Linked DNA regions of Homo sapiens: region 1 is linked to region 2. Evidence: read pairs that join two places in POLR2A ChIA-PET (ENCODE). Cell type or tissue: PC-3. All regions are shown on one strand. Each heading gives the region's core, and the rest is flanking DNA. Links, peaks and the distances in the headings are about the cores only.

Evidence for each region. ChIA-PET counts read pairs that join two places held together with the same protein. Peaks named below come from ENCODE experiments on the same cell type or tissue, not always from the same donor. Only the 100,000 strongest peaks of a DNase experiment are listed, where the experiment ranks them.
Region 1: POLR2A ChIA-PET joins it to region 2 with 8 read pairs; 2 of 35 experiments call an interaction of 5 or more read pairs at or near these places.

The regions. Positions count from the first base shown.
Region 1 is chr10:74,136,911-74,140,910 of GRCh38, reverse strand. It overlaps AP3M1 (adaptor related protein complex 3 subunit mu 1), which reads left to right. Exons shown (of 9, transcript NM_012095.6): 2 at 2,529-2,804. The coding sequence starts at 2,532. Among named protein-coding and RNA genes, the nearest start is that of AP3M1, 12 kb to the left of the region's middle. In PC-3, for the core only: a CTCF peak has its summit at 2,741; no DNase peak of the experiment used is centred there.
Region 2 is chr10:74,965,478-74,971,699 of GRCh38, reverse strand. KAT6B (lysine acetyltransferase 6B) reads right to left here. Exons shown (of 18, transcript NM_012330.4): 5 at 1,925-2,040; 6 at 1,599-1,680. Among named protein-coding and RNA genes, the nearest start is that of SNORD172, 53 kb to the left of the region's middle. In PC-3, for the core only: a CTCF peak has its summit at 1,977; a DNase peak (open chromatin) is centred at 3,169; H3K4me3 peaks cover 1,317 bases; H3K27ac peaks cover 1,302 bases.

The DNA.
Region 1 (4,000 bases), core at 1-4,000, 830 kb after region 2:
TCATTTTGGCTTTTCCAATTAGGTCTTTGATACATTTTGTGTTGCTTTTTGTATCCAATTTCATTCTTTTGTATGTGGAAATCCAGTTGTTCCAGTACCATTTGTTGAAAAGGTTGTTCTCTCTCCAACTGGTCACCCAGGTCTTGGCACCCTTGTTGAAAATCAGTTGACCATAAATGTAAGGGTTAATGTTCTATTGATCTGTAGGTCTGTCCTTGTGCCAATACCACATAGTAGTTTTGTAGTAAGTTTTGAAATCAGGAAGCACGAGTTATCCATCTTCGTTGTTCCTTTTTTTTTTTAATTCAAATATATATATTTTTTCAATCTTTTTAATTCTACATATTTTTGTAAGCATCCCCCCAATTCTTGTTTCATAGTAAATCAGACTGTAGATGAAGCATTTCAGACCTTTTGTCAATCATGTCAAGTGTGAGGGGAAGTCTTTTGTAAGTCAGCCAAGTATTTCAAAATGAAAAGCTTTTCCAAAAGTAAAGGCAGAAGACCCCGCTTTGAAGGCGCTGGTCGGCACAGAAGGGCTTGCAAAGGTATGTAGGGAAGTCCACCGGTTACAGGTGTAAGGTGAGTTTAACCTACGGCGACCAGCTGGCCAGGAGCGCCCCAAGGCAGACGAGGACGTGGGGCTTGGGCGCACGGCCGCCTGCAGCCATCTCGCCCCAGATCCTGGCTCAGGAAACGCAGGCTCGGGCTGGGGTGGATGTGTGCGCCCCAGGGCCCTGGCACCCGGGGGACCGAGGGCTCCTCCCAGGTCCTTGGAACAGCAGAGTGGCTCCCAGGAAGGATGCTCAGCTGCAGGTGGGGGTCCCTGCTCCCAAGCACCCTGGCCAGGGAGGAATGGCGCACCCCACCCCGTTCGCCCCTGTTGTTCCTTTTCAAGATTGTTTTGGCTGTTGATCTTTTTCAATTCCTTATGAATTTAGGATTAGCCTGTCAAATTCCACGAAAAGGCAGCTGGGATTTTTTTTTTTTTTTTTTTGAGATGGAGTCTCAATCTGTCACCCAGGCTGGAGTACAGTGGTGCAATCTTGAGTCTCGGCTCACTGCAACCTCCGCCTCCCGGGTTCAAGCGATTCTTCTGCCTCAGCCTCCTGAGTAGCTGGGACTACAGGTGCGTGCCACCACGCCTGGCTAATTTTAGTAGGGACGGGGTTTCACCGTCTTAGCCAGGATGGTCTCGATCTCCTGACCTCGTGATCCACCCACCTCGGCCTCCCAAAGTGTTGGGATTACAGGCGTGAGCCACCGCGCCTGGCCTTTTTTTTTTTTTTTTAGTAGAGACAGAGTTTCTGCACGTTGGCCAGGCTGGTCTTGAACTCCCGACCTCAGGTGATCCACCTGCCTCGGCCTCCCCAAGTGCTGGGATTATAGGCATGAGCCACCACGCCCGGCCTGAAATTGTTTTATTTCATTTTCAGTTTTGTTTTGTTTTTTTTTTTTTAATAGAGATGAGGTCTCACTATGTTGCATAGGCTGGTCTTAAACTCCTGAGCTCAAGCAATCCTCCTTCCTCAGCCTCCCACAGTGCTGGGTTTATAGGCATGAGTTACAATGCCTAGCCCATTTTTAGTATTTTATAGCTATAGTGGATAGAAATATAATTGATTTTTATATTGACTTGTGTCCTGCAAGCTTGCTGAACTAAATTTATTAGCTCTAATAGGTTTTTTTTTGTGTGTGTGTGGATTCCTTAGGATTTTCTATATATAAGATTGTATCTTCTACAGATACAGTTTTACTTCTTCCTTTCCAATTTGGAAGCCTTTTGTTTTATTTTCTTGCTTAATTGCCCTGGTTCAAACCTCTAGTACCATGTTGAATAGAAATGATGGGACTGGGCATCCTTGTTAGGTTTTGTTATTAAGGAGAAAGTGTTCGGTCTTTCACCTTTAAATATAATATTAGCTGTGGGGTTTTCATCAGGTTAAGGAAATTTTTTTTTTTTTTTTTTTTTTTTTTAGATAGTGTCTCACTTGGTCACCCAGGCTGGAGTGCAGTGGCGCAATCTTAGCTCTCTACAGCGTCGATCTTCCTCCTGGGCTCAAGCAATTCTCCTGCTTCATCCTCCTGAGTACCTAGGACTACAGGCAAGTGCCACCATGCTTGGCTAATTTTTGTATTTTTTGTAAAGATGATGTTTTGCCCTGTTGCCCAGGCTGGTCTCAAACTCCTGAGCTCAAGCAATCCGCCCACCTCAGCCTCCCAAAGTGCTGAGATTACAGGCATGTGCCACTGAGCCTGGCTGAGGAAGTTTCTTTTTGTTCTTAAATGGCTTTCTTTTTTTTTTTTTTTTTTCGTAAAAGGATGTTGGATTTTGTCAAATGCAATTTCTGCACCTTTTGAAATGATTGTTTTAGTTCTTATTGTATATCATGTTGATTGATTTTTGTATGTTGAACCAGCCTTGCATTCTTAGAATAAATCCCACTTGGTCAAGGTGTATAATCTTTTTGTGTATGTTAAATGATATTTAATGTATAATAAATTTAAACCTTTCTTTGCCCCAACAGAAAATGATCCACAGTCTATTTCTCATAAACTGTTCCGGTGACATATTTCTAGAGAAGCACTGGAAGAGCGTTGTGAGCCAGTCTGTCTGTGATTATTTCTTTGAAGCTCAAGAGAAAGCTGCTGATGTTGAAAATGTACCACCTGTCATTTCAACACCTCACCACTACCTCATCAGTATCTACCGGGATAAGCTCTTCTTTGTATCTGTCATACAGACCGAAGTGCCACCTCTCTTTGTAATTGAGTTCCTACATCGAGTTGCTGACACTTTTCAGGTTGGTTATCTATCATACCTTTCTAAGTTAAATGACCCAAGTTAGCTGAAGGTGAGACATGATTATATTATTTAATTACCCAGGTTTTGATGTTTACTGTCTGTCTCTCTCTGTTTAAGCGTAAATTCATAAGCCCTTTTCTGTGTGGTATACAGTTACACACATGGCTGCTCTATTCACTATTTTTTATATGTATTACAGATTACAGTTGGCTCTCCATATACATGGGTTCTGCATCCATAAAGTCACCCAACCTTACATGGCAAATATTTGAACAAAAAAATCGAACTGAACATGTACAAACTTCTTCTCATTATTACTTGAACAATACAGTATAACAAATAGTTACATAGCATTTACACTGTGTTAGATATTACAAGTAATCTAGAGGTGATTTAAAGTATATAGGAGGATGTGTATAAGTTATGTGCAAATACTATGCCATTTTATGTCAGCGACTTGAGAATTGTGAACTTTGGTATCTACAGGGGATCCTGGAACTAATTCCCACAAATACCAAGGGATGACTGTATATCATCAGGAAACAATAATGCCCTCCGCATACAGTTCTCTCAATGGTCTCAAGATTTTCATTGGTTATGAACTCTTCTATATTTACATTTTATTATTTTGTCTTGCGGAATATACCAAATAATTTAAGCTTATCTATATGTATTTTGGGATAATCAGGGTGAATGAAGTTTATAGCTCAAATTCCAATTTAATGTTTCAATACTTTCTGGTATAATATGTAATAGGAATTAAATTCAACCTAGAAATATCAAGAAAATATTGAGGAATAATATTAGGACTATAGAGGGGTTTTTTTTGTTTGCTTGTTTTGTTTTGTTTTGTTTTGTTTTGTTTGAGACGGAGTCTCACTCTGTTCCCTAGGCTGGAGTGCAGTAGCATGATCTTGGCTCACCGCAACCTCCGCCTCCCGGGTTCAAGCAATCCTCCCGCCTCAGCCTCCCAAGTAGCTGGGACCACAGGTGTGCACCATCACACTCAGCTAATTTTTGTATTTTTAGTAGAGACAGGGTTTCACCATGTTGGCCAGGCTGGTCTTGAATTCCTGACCTCAAGTGATGCATCCGCCTCAGCCTCCCAAATTGCTGGGATTACAGGCATGGGCCACCATGCCCGGACTATAGAGGGTTTTTTCCCCCGCTCTGTTTTATATATGTTCAGCAGCT
Region 2 (6,222 bases), core at 1,126-5,125:
AAAAAGATTCATGAATATGACTACACACAAAAAAAGAGCTTCTGCAAATCAGGAAGAAAAAGGTAAAAATCCCAAGAGAAAAATGATTAATGGATAAAAAGAGGTACTTTAGAAAAGATGATATACAAACAGCCAAGAATAAAACACAAGAAATGTTCAATCTGACTACTTAAAAAGAAATAATCAGACATATTTCTATTATCAAACTGGTAAAATTTTAAAAATAATAATACTCTAATCAAATCTAAGATACTGTATGATGCATCTGACTTCAAAAATATTAAAACATTAAAAAAATGTGTCTTAGACTCAAGGAGATATAGTAACGGTGAGTACTGGTCACAATACAGGAAAATAGGTATCCTTCTATACTGCTGGACAGCCTGAAAACTGATACAGCCTTTCATGTATCTAGCCTTTGATCCAACAGTTCCTCCTCTAGGAATTTATTTCAAGGAAATAATTGTGGATGGAAAAAATTGGAAACATTTGTAATATCCACCCTAAGGGACTGGTTAAATAAATTAGAGTTCATTTATATAGAGGGTTGGAAAATCAAATACCTCCAGGAAGGACCTAGATTGTATAATGTATGTGACTGAAGCAAATTGGAACGTAAGACAGCAGGGAGTAGTGAGATTGTGGCAAACTGGAGCACACACGCACCACCCAGAGGACTCAGATTCAAACTTGTAAAAATATTGTACCAACAAAGCATATCTGTGACCCATAGTTGCCAGGTTTGTAATCCCTGCTCTATACTATGGAGTTCTACATACTTATTAAAAACTATGTTTAGGAGAATATTTAATGATGTAGGGGATGCTTATAATCTATTAAGAGGGAGGAAAAAGTACATTACAAAAACATGTACAGAATGTTCCATTTCCCTTCAAAGGGTATGTGAAGGCAGAGAAGGAAATTTCCAATTCATTTTTATTTTTATTCCTTTTTTGTCTATCTGTACTTTTTAAATCTTCCACAATGTAAATTATGGATTTTATAATAAAAAGGCAAAGTTATTTTTAAATGTTTAATATATTGCAAAATGAGGGGAAAAGGCTGAGCTTAGCTGATTTACACAATAAACAGAAGAAAATCCACATTCCATCAGACACAATCAGCTATAAGATCATTCAGATGCTCGTGTTCAAAATATCAACTAATGGCCAAGAAAATGGTGATGGCTTCCTGTTGTAGGACTTTGGAGTCACTATCATCCTCAAAAATATAAAATTTGTTAAGCTCTTAACACTGTGCTGAATAATATGGAAAGTGTTCTAAACTTTTGACCTTAATAATCTAATCTTATTCTAATAGGGGAATGGTTTGGAGAGAGAGATGGTCTTTTCATCCCTGGGTCTGAATTAGAGCCTTTATTTTATATATATGTATATATATACACATATATATATGTATTTTTTTCTATGCTTTTATACTCCTCTATTCACAACCTGTGCTAAACTCAGAAGTATAGGGAAGGTGGGAGGGATGAAAAAAATGCTTAAAGAACCTGTATACCTCTGAGCTGTCAGACCTCAGGACAAAGCTAACCAATATGTAATAAAATACATTTTTAGTACAGTTTAGAAGTTCACCTTTTGGCATTCTGGAAAGTGGTGGGTCACAGCATTCCATATGAAATCCTCTATCACAGGAATCACAAAAAAGCATATTATCCTGTAATATAACATATTAGAGACTAATTGAGACTGAAACCAACTGTAAAAGGCCAAAAATTCTTTTGTTACTGGATTAACATTAATACAATATAAGGAAAGTGCACCAAGATCCTGGTTGCAGTTTGACATCATGTGTATTTAAAGCTTTAGAAAGAAAGTAGCCATACTCTATAAAAATGAAAACACCTTAACACTGGAAATTAGCGAGTTACCTGGAGGCGGATTACGGGAGCCATACTTACAGCATTTCTGCCTTGGACTCTACAGGCACTGCATGTCTTGCATTCGATGCACTGCCACCTTAAGGCCTTTACATTTGTTGTTAATTCAGGACAAAATTTCAAACAGGATGGGTGTCCTATGAGAATAAAAAGCAAATTGCTTGATGGGAATGGTGCCTTTGACTTTTTTAAACTCCCATTCCCTAATATTTAATAGATAGCTGATGAGGCTAGCCAATGAACCTTAGGAACTTGAAAATGCCAACAGATCAGAGAATCCGAATTACAGATTTTCCTTTCTGCCTTTTCCCCTTGCCTTCTTTCCCTGTATGTAACAAAATGACTGTACGAATGTTTTCCCTAAGAGAACTTAATTTATACCAATTCCAATCTGAAGCCTTTGAGAACTTGAAGATAACACAGGCTCAGGCATTCTTACTCCTGCACCTGTACTTGCCGTCTTCATCAACCACCATCTACCCAGGGGGTCCTGGTTTGCCACACACTGAGGGGAGTTGCCAAAGTTCAAACAATTCCTGCTCTCTGTGTGTGATGAAATCATAAAACTCAACAGATAACTAAATAAAAAATTGAGGCTGCTTAACATAACTACAGATGCCCTCCCCCACCCAAATCCAATAGCACACAAAGAACATCCCATTGCTGGGCTAGACAGAGGATATTCCATTGCCATCTTGCCCCTGGGTCACTGAGTTTAAACTCTGGAAGCAGGAGCAGAAAACAGTGAATTTGAGAGACAGAGTTAAGAAGCTGAGAGATCCAGGTTAAACAGGACCCACCAAGAAGTGTGGCCTCAGCAGGTTCCCCCATTTTCCTGTTTGGGGCACACTTTTCACCTAGCAGCGCTCCACACACCAGGTCTTACTGCTCACTTCACAGAGGAAAACTGGAGACCCTGAGGGGCAATGCCATTCAAAGGAGCCAGCCATGAGCCAGTGTGTAATAGATTCCTCCAAGAGGTGTGCGGAGCGTGAGCCTAGATTCTTTGGAAGGCTGTACAGTTTAAAATCTAATGGTCTTTTATCACATAAACCCGAAGAGATCTCCAAACTTGATTTTATTTTTTTAAACCTGGTCTTTAAATAGTAAGAACATTAGTAAATCCCATGTGAAAGAACTTACAACCAAGCTGCAAAGGAAACCTGAGGGGTAATAAAAAAAAGCAGATTCTGCAATTTCAAAACTGTTTTATAATTTCCTGACTTTGGCAGGCTCATTGTTTAAATATGTATTTTGGATTGCTGCCAAAAAGGTCCTCCTCCCTAAAGCTTAACAGGTGCTTCATAAAATTCCACCCACCAGGAGATTTGGCTTTTTGAAGTAAAAACATTCAAAATCAATCACCAATACCGTTAATAAAAGCACACTATTCCTGAGTTAAAAAAAAAAAACTCTAAACATCTGTATTTAAGATGTTGAGAAAATAAAATATTGTCACAGGATTATGACCTCAGGCAGGAGAGACACCCAGGCAGATGCATTTAACCTGTGACACTGTTCTTTTATGAGGCTTCTCTCATTCAAATGAATGCAAGGAAAAAGTCTGAATAGATAAAAATGGTATCAATCTCCTCTTTCTGCTCAGGAACGGCAAACAAAGACAGCTTGCTTGTCGACTTCTAAGAAGCACACTGAAGCGGGGAGGGGAGAGGTCTACTTTGATCAGAGCCCTCCCCTCTGTCCCCTTATATAGTGAGGAGGGTAAAAACTTAACTTTTAAAGAACAGCAATTTAAATTCCACCCTTAAAATGGATCCCATCAGCTTAAAAGTATACCACTTACTTCCCCCCTCTTTTTTATTACTTCCTGTAAGGCATATATCATGGGCACATATGACCTCAATTTCACGCACTGAATTTTTCTCTACATTCAAATCTGCTTTTGTACTTTGTGACTTAATATTCAGTAACTAAGGTAATTCACATCATATTACAGCTTACTATTTATTCTCACAGGTATCTTATGAAAGACAGACTTTTTAATAATTATGCAGTTTGAAAATTAGTGGATTTCAGCCATTTTCAATCAGGGGCAAGGAATATTCTTTCTCTTAATGGTTTCTCTCACTTTAAGCAATACTGTATCTCAACTACTACTATTTAAGCTACCCTATCAAATTCTAAAATCTTCAGCCTATCTTTCCTTTAGGCAGCAATCTTACCTTTATTTAGCTCAAGAGAATTGGCCATAGATCCCTTACAGTTCTAAATTTCTATGATTCTGTAAAGGATGCTGAGGGATGAAGAAATATTTCCATTTTATTTTCTCATGGCCAACTTTAAAATAACACAAAAGACCGTAACGTGTCTTGATATACTACTGCACAATCTATAGTAATTAGATAAAGGAAAGCAATGCTACTGATCAAGTAATTCCTTACCTCTGGTTTAGCGATTTCATAAACTCAACAATTTCCTCTAACACTTTAATTTTTTTTTTTTTTTTGAGACGGAGTCTCGCTCTGTTGCCCAGGCTGGAGTGCAGTGGCGTCATCTTGGCTCACTGCAAGCTCCACCTCCCAGGTTCACGACATTCTCCCGCCTCAGCCTCCTTAGTAGCTGGGACTAGAGGCGCCCGCCACTATGCCTGGCTAATTTTGTTTTTGTATTTTTAGTACAGACAGGGTTTCACTGTGTTAGCCAGGATGGTCTTGATCTCCTGACCTTGTGATCCACCTGCCTCAGCCTCCCAAAGTGCTGGGATTACAGGTGTGAGCCACAGCGCCCAGCCTATTTTTTTATTTTTGAGACAGGGTCTTACTCTGTTGCCCAGGCTGGAGTGCGGTGGCATGATCACGGCTCACTGCAACCTTAGCCTCCCAGACTCAAGCAGTGCTGTCACCTCAGCCTCTCGAGTAGCTGGGACTACAGGCACGCATCACCAAGCCCGGCTAATTGTTTTGTATTTTTTTGGTAGAGATGGGGTTTTGCCATGTTGGCCAGGCTGGTCTTGAATTCCTGGCCTCAAGAATCCACCAGCCTTGGCCTCCCAAAGTGCTGGGACTACTGACACACCCCACCACGTCCAGCTAATTTCCTCTAAAATTCTTGTTCTCTCTGTTGACACGTTTCATGGTGCTTTGTCTTTCTGGAGTTTGTTTTACTATTGTATTTTGCAATTTATCAGATTTGAGAGCCATAATACATATTCATTCACTCATTCAATTTTACACAAATACATTGTCAAGTACTAGTAGCTTACAATAGTTTTATCTAGCAAAACCAAAGGAATACTATTTAAAATTAAACAAGTACCAATGGAACTACAAACCAGTGGAAAAGCTTTTTGGAGAAAGTACTGAGGAAGAAAAAACACAGGCTCTGTAGTAAGCACAACAACAGCAGCGCCCCAGCCATCTGTGCTCTAATTCCCATAACCTGTAAACATACTATACCTGTTGTAGCAAAAAGAACTCTGCAGAAGTGACTAGGGGTACCGACCTAGAGATGGGGAGTTTATCCTGGATTATCTGAGTGGGCATGATTGATCTAATCACATTAATCCTTAAAAGCAGAGAACCTTTTACGGACTTGGTTAGAAATGAAATGGCAAAAGGAGGAGGAAGGGTTCAAAGCATGAGAGAGACTCCACCTGCTATCACAGGCTTTCAAGATGGGGAGGGGGCTGCAAGCCGGGGAATGTGGGTGGCCTGTAGAACCTGGCCATGACCTTCACCTGACAGCAAGAAAACCAGGATCTCGGTCCTGTCAACACAAGGAATTGAATTCTGCCAATAACCCAGATGGATAAGAACATGGATCCTCTCCTTCCCAGAACTTTGGGAGGCCAAGGCGGGTGGATCACGAGGTCAGGAGATCAGGACCATCCTGGCTAACATGGTGAAACCCCGTCTCTACTAAAAAAAAAAAAAAATACAGAAAATTGGCCGGGCGTGGTGGCGGGCGCCTGTAGTCCCAGCTACTCGGGAGGCTGAGGTGGAAGAATGGCGTGAACCCGGGAGGCGGAGCTTGCAGTGAACCGAGATCACGCCACTGCACTCCAGCCTGGGCATCAGAGTGAGACTCCATCTCAAAAAAAAAAAAAAGAACATGGATCCTCACTTAAAGTCTCCAGAGAGGAGCCAGCCCTGCTGATACCCCGATTTTAATCTGGTGAGACCCATGATGGACTTCCAACCTACAACTATAAGATTAAAAATGTGTTGTTTTTAAGCCACTAAGTCTGTAGTAATTTATTCCAGTAGCAATGGAAAACTAATAACGACTCAGACACTAAGCCCCTCAGACTGGCTACCTGACCATCCATCTGTCCATCTCTCCTCCCTTCAACTAATATT